Regions from separate parts of the Homo sapiens genome. Here region 2 is linked to region 1. A link is a contact called in ENCODE Hi-C or POLR2A ChIA-PET data. All regions are on one chromosome and are shown on one strand. Each heading gives the region's core, a stretch centred on a gene start or an enhancer-like site at or near the end of the contact. The rest is flanking DNA. Distances are from core to core; before and after follow the strand shown. Region 1 overlaps LOC105370360 (a long non-coding RNA gene). Region 2 has its middle 83 kb from the start of IRS2.

Region 1 (5,346 bases), core at 1,073-3,572:
GTTCAGCTGGTGGTTGAGAAGCAATAGAGCTCAAGCACCCAGGGCTACAACTGGAGGCTGCAAAAGGGTGCAGCAGAGCCACAGATGTGGGTAAGAAATGGAGACAGAGAGCCCAGATTCCAGGGGCCGCGGCTTGTGCTGTATAGTGTTTCACTTTGTGAATATATTCTAACTTTTTGTCTGTTCTATTTTTGATGGATATTTAGCTTGTTATAGTCCTTGCTACTATTGAAATAGTGCCAGGAATATTTTTGTACATATTCTTTGGTAAAAATAAGTACCCACTTACGCTGGATATTTACTAATGCCTACAGAAGAATTTAAATCATGACAACTTTATGAATAACAAAATTTGCCAAAATATTATTTATAATTGAAAAAATAATAAAGATCAACAGGGAAATGATAGGTCATTAAATACACAGTCTTGGGAAGAAGTGTTTTGATTTTTATTTTCACCATTTATCAAAATAAAAGCATTAAATACATAAGGACATAATAAATTCTAAGAAAGCATAAGCAACACCAGACAAGGAAGAAATTTCTAAGTGTGAAAATGTATTAAGTAAACCACAATGGAAAAATTTTGAGTACATAGCAATTTTAAACTTCTGTGGGCCAACACATATAATTAACAAAATTATAACTTATCTAATGATTCAGAAAAATATTTATAACAAATACATCACAAAGGTTTAATAAACTTACTATAATCTAAATTCACATAAATTGGTGATAAAGACATTACCAAACCAAGAAAAGTTAGCAAAACTGTAGAAATGGATTTACACCTGTGCTTAATAATGAAAACACTTCAACATTTCTAGTAATCAAAGGAGAGAGGATTGAAACATGGGGACATAATTTTGCACTATCACGAGGTACAAATATTTAACACTATTAAAACAGCGCTGAAGAGAATGGGGAAAAAAGAGGCACGGTTATATGCTATTGGGCTAACTTCTGCAGGAAGCAACTCAGCAATATACATGTGAAGCTTAAAAACATGCAGAACTTCTGAATCCGTATTTCTACACTCAGGAATCTGTTCTTCCCCAGTAATAATGCGAAACACAAACAAAATAAATGTATACCATATTCATCAAACCAGCATTTATCATTGAAAGAAATAAGAAAAAAAGCAATACCTAACAATAAAAAAGTAGAGAAAAATGACTATTGACCATGTGATGGAATATGATGCAACCATTAAACGATGGCGGTCATTAGGTTATGCAGAGCAAGGTCAAGTGGCCAAGTGGCATGAGCATCACCACTCCTGCAGCAGCCTGGGCAGCTTCCACTGGGCAGAACAGACCCAGGATGACAGGCCCGTAGTATAGGACTCCATTGTCCATCACACCCCACCCCGCTAGGTAGCAGCAGTCCAGCCAGTGCAGATGTCTGTTGCCTGGAGAGAGTCTGATGCCTGAACTGCAACCTCCAAACCGCGAGATGGGGAGTGTCACTGGGGTGTCTTCAGGACCTTGGATAACTCCAGTGAGGCCGTAAGATTAGAGATGGCACCAGGAGACAGTGGGAGACGGTTGTCCACCCGCAATTGAAATAAGGACATTTCTCATCGCTTCACAGGGAGTGAAGGTGTCTGTGGGCTCGTCAAGTTGAGTAAGAAAGAAAGATAGATGTGGAGGAGGGACACAGGCTAGGGGAGAGAAAAGCTGGAGATACCAACTGATAAAAGAGTCCCCTTAGAGACAAATGTATGTGTTTGTATGTTGAACCAGACACTGAGGGGCTAGGCATTCTTCTTTGGCAGACAGGAGAATGTAAAGCAAGAGGAAGAGCAGTTACAATTCCTGTGATCCTATCTTTCACTTCATGTTGTGCTGAGCTAACAGACATGTTCTGTGTTCCAAAGAAAGAGAAAAAGAAAAGGAATCACGTTACCTAACTCACTGTTGAGATGAAAAGGGAGTGGATGGCGGGCAACTGGGACGAGCAAGTTTCTTTGCTGCTGCCCTTCGCTTCAACCGAGCTGTTTTTATGGCTTTATTATGTAAGTTAAAGTTTTTAAGAAGTTAAATGAGTGGCAAAAATCAAGCAGAATTTGTGGCAATTTTAAATGTTCTTTCAAAGGTGTGCATGGTGGGGATAATAACATTTATATAGTGATTTCATGCATATTATCCTTTTTATTCATTGCATGAACTTTACTATGATTCTGATGTCACAGGTGAGTAACTAAATGTTCAGGAATGTTATCTGCCGCAGGATCAGGGCAGCCACACTGTACACAGCCAGGGAGCCCTGTTCATAGTGTAGTATTTGTGGGTGGTGCTCCTGAAGTTGTGTGTGGCTTTATGTGGCACTCCTGACCAGCCAGAAGTAAATGGCAAAAGGTGCCTCTCAAAACTAGGTTCTTTGTCATCTCCTCCCAGGGTGTCACATTACTGAAATATGCTAGTTAAGGAAAGGAGGATTTCTCTTCTATCCTTTGTTTTCCCATACTACAAAATACAATTCATACTGCAAATAAGCTTCCATTCCTACATGATTTATTGAGGAAATAAGTCATCCTTTTAGGGTTCAATATCTTTAAATTTTTAAGCAGCTTCTTTGAAATGTATTTTATTTGGTATTGCTATCTATTGCTGTGACACTGTATTTACATCAAATGTCATTTAAAGACTATACATAAAATAGTTACATGTTCTTTCTAGTACAAAAACAAAGAATGAACCATAAAAAAGGTTTTTAGATAGAATTCAAAAAAAAATTGAAAGCCTCTGGTTTTCCCTTTTGGGCAAAACGTCTAGTCTTGATGCCCTGAAAAATCTCTGCTATAAAAGACCTCTAAGGTATAAAATAAAATAAAAATCCACATCCTTTTAAGTTCATAATGACCTCGCAAGAGTGTAGGAGAAATCCCAGGGGACAAAACAAAAGGGGGCACACACATCGTGGAAAGGCGGTGCAAGGAACGACGGCTCTGGGGGAACCTGGTAATTTCCCTACACCTTGTGCTGCGGTTTCAGTAGCCCCAAAAGGCAGAAGACAACATGGAGGCTCTTGGAAGGGAAGAGTCTCCCAGGACCTTCTCATGCAGCCAGAAACTCCAAGAGCCATGCTGAGTGAAAGGACAAACACACAAAGTCTCTGCCCTTCAAAGGGAGAGAAGGTGACTTCAATATCTAGGCACAAAGGTTGGAAGTCAGCAAACAAACCAACAGATGATGACTCAGCCATACAGCTCCACAGCCAGATGCTGGAACTATCAGACGCTGAGCCCTTCTCTCAAGGTCCTTTTTAAGGGGAACGCAAAGTTAAAGAACGACCAAGTTAAATCTATTCCAGAAATGTAAATTTTGTTTAACATTGAAAAATCAATTAATATAGTTAGCCCTACTTATAAATCAAACTAGAAAGGCGTAAGATCACCTCAGTAGGCACTAAAAAATATTTGATTAATTTTTATATCCATTCAGCTTAAATTCATTGGCATAATGGGCTAGAGGAGAACTTCTTTAAACTGAAAAAAATTGAACCTACCAAAATCTTAGCACAAACATGGTACCACATGGTAGAATCTGGAACATTCCCTTTCAAAAAGGATTAAAACAAGGTTGCTTTTACAGCATACATTGGTGGCTCTAGCCAGTTCAATAAGATGAGAAAATCTGTAAGCGACACATGAAATGGTATTATTTGTGTATTTATAAAATATTTCCCTCTAAACATCTTTAAAGCATTAAAATTAATATGAGGGTTTAACAAAATGATCAGATATAAGATAAATTAAAAATTGATTTTATTTCTCTACCCAAGCAACAAAGAGAAAATGTAGTTTTTAAAAATGGATACTGGCCGGGCGCGGTGGCTCACACCTGTAATCCCAGCACTTTGGGAGGCCGAGGCGGGCGGATCACGAGGTCAGGAGATCGAGAACATCCTGGCTAACGCGGTGAAACCCCGTCTCTACTACTAAAAATACAAAAATTAGCCGGGCGTGGTGGCAGGTGCCTGCAGTCCCAGCTACTCGGGAGGCTGAGGCAGGAGAATGGCGTGAACCCGGGAGGCGGAGCTTGCAGTGAGCCAAGATCGTGCCACTGCACTCCAGCCTGGGCGACAGAGCGAGACTCCGTTTCTAAAAAAAAAAAAAAAAAAAAGGATACTTTTTACAAGAGTAACAAAATATATAAGGTGCTAGGAATAAATCTAACAAAATATTTTAAAGATCTCTATGGGGAAAATTATAAAACGTTATAAAAAGACATTTTACAATTCCCTAAAGAAATAGGGAAACGTGCCACATTCCTGGCTAGGAGAACTCAGTACCTTAAAGATGTCCAATCTTTCTAATTTTATCTCAGTCCTAACAAGGTTTATTAAACTTGTCAAGCTGATGCTAAATCATAAGGAAAAGAGTTACAAATATCCAAGACATTCCTGAAGGAAAGTGAAGAAGTAGGTGAAGGAAATGGTCTACCAGAAAGTGAGATTTGTTAATAAAATATAGTAATTAAGACAGTGTGGTAATAGCATAAGAAGAAGCAAAAAGAACATCGGGGAAAAGAACAGAGGGCACAGAGGCTGACTCATGCAAACCTAGAGACTTGCCGTATCTGAGAAGCACTATTCAGACCAGTGGGAAAAAGTCAAATATTTGAAACACGCCTCGGAAACAATTTAAAAAAAAACTGAAATTGAGCCACTATCAGACACCATGCACAAACATATAATGCAGGTGAATTAAAGCTAAAAAAAGAGAGAGAGAGAAAGGAAATACAGGAGTAAGTACTTGAAAATTTGGCGATAGAGAAAAAAATTAAAACAAAATGAAAAAGGCACAAAACTCAAAAGGTAAACTTGATAAATTTTACTCAGTTAAAATTTAAAATTGATGTTCATTCAAAAGAAAACATAAAGAAAATAAAAAGCAAATAATAAATTTGACAAATCGATTTTTATAAAAGATTAACACATGGCCTCTATAAACAATGACTACAATCCAATGGGAAAAATTGTAAAAGACAATGACACCTTATTGGTGGAATTTTCAATTTGTACACTTACTTTCGAAAATGATTTTTATTACACATTAAAATTAAAGGTGGACAGAATTAACACTGGCAATTCTATTCTTCTGTCTAAAACAGTGTGCCTAAGAATATATATGTATGCATAAATAATTGTTAAAAGGCACTTTAATTGTTAAAAGGTGTGTAATTGTGAAACATACTTTTTAAAAAAACAAGTCATGTTCAAATAGAAATTTTAAAAACAACTACAAATAACCTAAATTTCTATTGGCAGAAGTGAAAAACAGTTATATATTTATTACAACTGAAAAAGATGAACTACGACTTCAGAAATCGTAATACATTT
Region 2 (4,900 bases), core at 1,195-3,694, 66 kb before region 1:
TCTATGGTCACCTGCATGGAATTTTAATTTATCTGCGCATCTCAGAAACTAATTTATATTGTTGACCTCAGAATAAACATTAGAATAAAATATGAAAATGTGTATGATGTCCTGTATTTTGCCAGTTTTGAGTATGACTGTAAGAAACTTTGTAGCTTAAAATGGATCACATCAAGATACCCTTCATACTCTATGATGTTAACCAGCAAAGATACCTGCGAGGTTGCTTTACTTTTTTTTTCTTCCTATAGTGAGGTCCTGGTAAAAGAAAGAACATAGATTTGCATCTTCTTCCTCATGTATTAAGCAGAGATTGCATGGGTTATCATGGTACAATTTTCTATTATTTGCAAGAAGATAACGTGCTCAAATACCTCTGAATTTGAGCAACAAATTATTTTGCAAATGCCAATCTCTCTCTCAATGCCCTCTTATGTGTATATATGTGTGTGAGTGTGTATACACACATATATTTATACATGTTTGAGAAATATACATATATATATCTCTCTCATATATGTATCTCATATATATATCTCATATAGATATATATATGAGATATATGTATATCTCAAACATATATATATATATCAGCAGCTGAGTTGATTATTCATTTAACCAAAATGTATTGAACCTTCACTAGGTACTCAGAATTCAGGCCAAATGAACATGGTTTGTGCTCTTGAGGGGCTTAAGGTGTATTAGAGGAGACAACAGATTGTTTGCAAAGCCTCTTTCCTGGAATCCCTGCCTCCATTTTCACCTGGTTAAGTCCTTCTTAACTCACAGGTCTCAGTTTAGACATTGTTTCTTTCTCATATTTAATTCTATTATGGTTAGTACACTTAACATGAGATCCACCGTCTTAACCAATGTTTAGGTGTCGGTGTGTTATTGCTGACTGCAGATGCAATGGTGTACAGCCGCTGTCTGAAGCTTACTCATCTTGGTTGATTGAAACTTTATGCCGTTGATGAGTAACTCCCAGACACTTTTTTTCTTGGAAGCCTTTCCTGACTCCCCAAAGTTTGCTGTGTGCCACCCGCCACCCATGCTAGCAGGACACATCTCACATCTCACTGTGCTTTCTTGTCTTGCCCCTTACTCATCTGCATTCCTGTCCTACTTGTTTCACAAAGTGGATGCTGTTCTAAGTCTATCCTGTGCCTGGCCACAAAAAGAAAATCCACAAATATTTCATGAAGAATAAATGAGATCAGCAAGCGCAGCTCATGGTGATAAGATATTCGCTGGGGTGTGCCTGCGATGGAGACATCTAAGTCCAAAGCTTCCCAGGGAGTTCTGGAGGATAGATAAGAGTTTGTCAAAGAACAGATAACAGCCTTCCAAGTGGAAAATCAATAACAATCTTGGAGTTGCCAAGATGTGGAGGAGTGTTACCAGGACTCACAGGCAGTCCTCCACGGCCTCCATGTGGGAGAAGAAAGCTGGGTCTAGAAAGGCCAAATTACACAGGGCATGGCAGAAATACCTGAGTGGGCATTGAGGGACAGTTCCCAGTTCTAAGGTGGTGGCCACTGAGTTGAGAGACTTTAGGAAAGTTACTTAGTCCAAAGGTTGTCCAGAGAGCATTATGGATGAGCTCCACCAAACGTGTCCTGGAGGAACTTTCTAAAAATGTGCTTGCCCCGGTCCCAGCCCAAAGGCTCTGACTCAGGAGGCTGGCTATGGGCCTCCCTCTGACACTGCCGTGGCACTTGGGTGGCACCTAAGAGAAGCACCTTTACAGGCCATGGAGATGGTCGGCCATGGGTCAGAGGGTGCAGACCTGGGCCACCTGGAACAACCCTGTGAGGCACCTCAAGGTCACTCTGACCACCAGTAGCCAGGTTTGGGGAAAAACAACAAGGATTCTGGGGCCGCTTCCTCATTTTCACAAATTCCTTCCTTAGCAACGTCACCAAGCTGTCCTGAGAGAACAGACGAAAAGATAGGGGAGTGACTCCGAGAGACGCCCAGCACTGTCTTGACCTCAGAAGGTTGCTGCTGTTTGATTGTCTTCATCAGCAGCCGTGGTTGTGAAATGACTGACAGTCCTGTCGGGGATGGAATGAGCAGGCCCATCTTTCCGGGGAAGCTCCCTGAGGCTGCCTTCCCACTCAGCTCCTCCCCTTCTTTGCGATGCTGGTCAGATTCCTTCTAGATTTCCAGTCGGATTCTCATCTGGCTTCTGCTCGGCGGAATTTTTCTGAGTTTCTGATTAATTCTTCAGGAGCGATGCCTCACCCGGCATTGCCTGCACAGGGAGGGTCTCCTGGCCGTCTGTGAGCGAATGGCGCTGCCCTCTGGAAGCCGGAGCCCACGTTCCCTGCGAGGCTGCAGGGCGTCCTCCCAGCCAGCAGCTGGCTCTGCGCTGTGTGTCCGCTGAGCCCAGTCGGCCGCTCTGTCTTTTGTCTGAGCCCTCGGTCTTGGCTCATTGCCTGGCAACGTGCTGGTGCCGCCAACCTGGGAAACCACTTTCTCTTCTCTCGGTGTCACGTGTGTACTCACCCAGAAAGATGACACGACCGCCCCGGAATTGCCCGTCTTCACTCTCCCCCGCGTCGTGGCTGCACCAAGTGGTCTGCACGCAGCAGCTGTTTTATGTGCAGCGAGTGCTTGGTTATTTTTCAAGTTTTTTTTTTTTCCCCAGAAATGTGGCCTTTTTCTTTCCCTGGAAAGGAAGCTTCAATGTGTGCTTCTGGGAACGAGCAGAGGGAGAGTCGCGAAATGCATGGCTGGCATTCTCTCCCACTCCTTATCAGAGAGGCGACTGGGCCAGGTGTCTGATTTGCTTCCTGCCATGAACCTCGAGGACAAATGGGGACACCGTGTTAGTGGAAACCTATTGCTGTGTTTCCCATTTAGCGAGCCCAGGCTGGGATTTTCTTAGAAATTAGAGTGACAACCAGATTTTTATTCTCATCTATCTCAAAAAGGCACTCACATAACAGTGAATCTTGCTGGTTGACAGGAATTGGCATTGAAGCCATGATATTGTTTACCAAGACTTGACCTTTGGTGACTCAGGATTTTTCATCCCTTGCTGCAGCGTAGTTGTTTTTCATGTTTCAAGGCAATCTGAAATGACATTGAAGTCTGATGACCTTAGGTCAAGTGCTTCCTCAGAATGTTTTAAGCCTTATGATCTTGCAGAGGCAATAACATTAAAACTCATTATAAAACTTATTCTAATAAATAAAGCTGTATATGTCAAGCGCTTTCTGTGTGCCAAGTATGGTGCTTAGCACTTACCAGGAATTACCACATTTAAATCTGATGGGCACCCAGGGAGGCAGGTGTGTCCCTAACCTTATCTGTTTAATAGAGGAGTAGTTATAGTTGCCTTACTAAATCCAAAGAATGTTCAAAACACATGAGAAGACTTTGCTCTCTCCAAAGCACCATGCAGATGAGAGTGTGATTGATCTGCATCCTATCTAAGCATGTTCCTGACTCACTGTTCACAGTACAAGCACATCACGATGTTTTGCTAAGAGTGGGATAAAGGTGACACTGCTCTGCTCAGCTCTTCTCCTGGGTGAGATGCCAGGCAGGAGGGGGCCAGTGCTGCCCCCTTGACTACAGCACAAAGGGGCCAACAGAGGGCAAGAACTTAGTTCCTATCACCTCAAGCCCCTGCAGACACGAATCAGAAATTGTCATTGCCTGTTACTCTTTTATAGCATTAATTCTAACTGTATTTTCTTAAATTACAAGAACACCTGACATTTCACTATATAACTGCATGAAACAGCAATTTAATCTAATTGTAACTCATACTATTAACACCATTTTCTCCATTGAGTGATTTTTCATTAAGGTCCAATAATTACTACCTAAAAATGATGTTGGACCATTTTCAGTGTTTTAGTCATACATCTAGAGCCAAGTTATCAAGGCTGCATTTTTTATTGTCCCAGATTATGTGTTAAATACAAACTGAATATGTACTTTGGAGTGAGCTATAAAAATTTTCCTCTAGGTGTTAGAATAAAATTGTATTTTCCAAGAGCAAACTTTGATCAAAAGGCAGGATTTTATTAAAGGATTCCAAGTATTTTTATGGTCATGCACATGTACACGGACATAGATAGATAGTGTGTGTGTATAGACATAGATAGATAGTGTTATGTGTTGAATTATGTTCCCCTAATCCCAGAGTTTCACAATCTGACCTTGTTTGGAAATGGAGTCTTTGCAGATGTAGTCAAGGTAAGATGAGGTCATTAGTGTTGGCTCTGATTCAATATCACTGGCATCCTTCAAAAGGAGGAAAATTTGAACACACGTACACACACACAGAGAATGTCATATGTAGATGATGGCAGATATTAGGGTGATGAAGCAGAAGCCAAGGAACACCAAAGATTGCTAGCAGATTACCAGAGACTGAGTGGCAGGCATGGAGCATTTTCTCCCACACAACTTTCAGACAGCTGACCTCTTGACTTCTGACTTCTCGACTCCAGAACTGTGAGACAACAAGTTTCTCCTGCTTAATCTACCCAGTTTGTGGTACATAGTTAGGGCAGCACTAGGAAACAAATATAGATTTATAGATGATAAAGAGGTAGATTGATTGATAAATGATAGATGAATTGATAGATGATAGGTAGACAGGAGAGATAGATGGATGATTGATAGATACATAGATTGATAGATGATAGACTGATAGATACATAGATAGATGATAGATAGATGGATAGATAGATGATAGATATACAGATAGATAGACAGACATATACACAGGCAGACAGACAGACAGATAGACAGACAGATGGACAGACAGATGACGTGCTCTGTATCCACAGCCTTTTTCTTGTCTTCTGTAAATTTTTTATAAGAGGTTTTAAAACTTTTTATTGACATAAAATATACACTCAGAAATGTGCACACA

Evidence for each region. Hi-C counts contacts between places; a loop is a spot of excess contacts on that map. ChIA-PET counts read pairs that join two places held with the same protein, here RNA polymerase II (POLR2A). Pooled maps may share reads with other maps.
Region 2: a loop to region 1 is called in a map of PC-9, with 3 times the contacts of the local background. The contact joins two enhancer-like sites. A Hi-C loop is called at or near these places in 7 of 168 maps with a recorded cell type or tissue (Caco-2, Calu3, PC-9 and 4 more) and 5 of 50 pooled maps. POLR2A ChIA-PET finds 5 or more read pairs at or near these places in 1 of 52 experiments (activated T-cell).

Annotation. Positions count from the first base shown.
Region 1 is chr13:109,800,952-109,806,297 of GRCh38, reverse strand. All of the region lies in intron 1 of LOC105370360 (a long non-coding RNA gene), which reads right to left. Among named protein-coding and RNA genes, the nearest start is that of IRS2, 17 kb to the right of the region's middle. RefSeq lists an enhancer at 2,982-3,276. Within about 2 kb of position 2,322, at least 3 of the 41 ENCODE cell types and tissues checked have a DNase peak (open chromatin) inside an H3K27ac peak, as active enhancers do; they include PC-9, where a contact is called at or near this core.
Region 2 is chr13:109,867,300-109,872,199 of GRCh38, reverse strand. No RefSeq gene overlaps it. Among named protein-coding and RNA genes, the nearest start is that of IRS2, 83 kb to the right of the region's middle. Within about 2 kb of position 2,444, at least 18 of the 41 ENCODE cell types and tissues checked have a DNase peak (open chromatin) inside an H3K27ac peak, as active enhancers do; they include PC-9, where a contact is called at or near this core.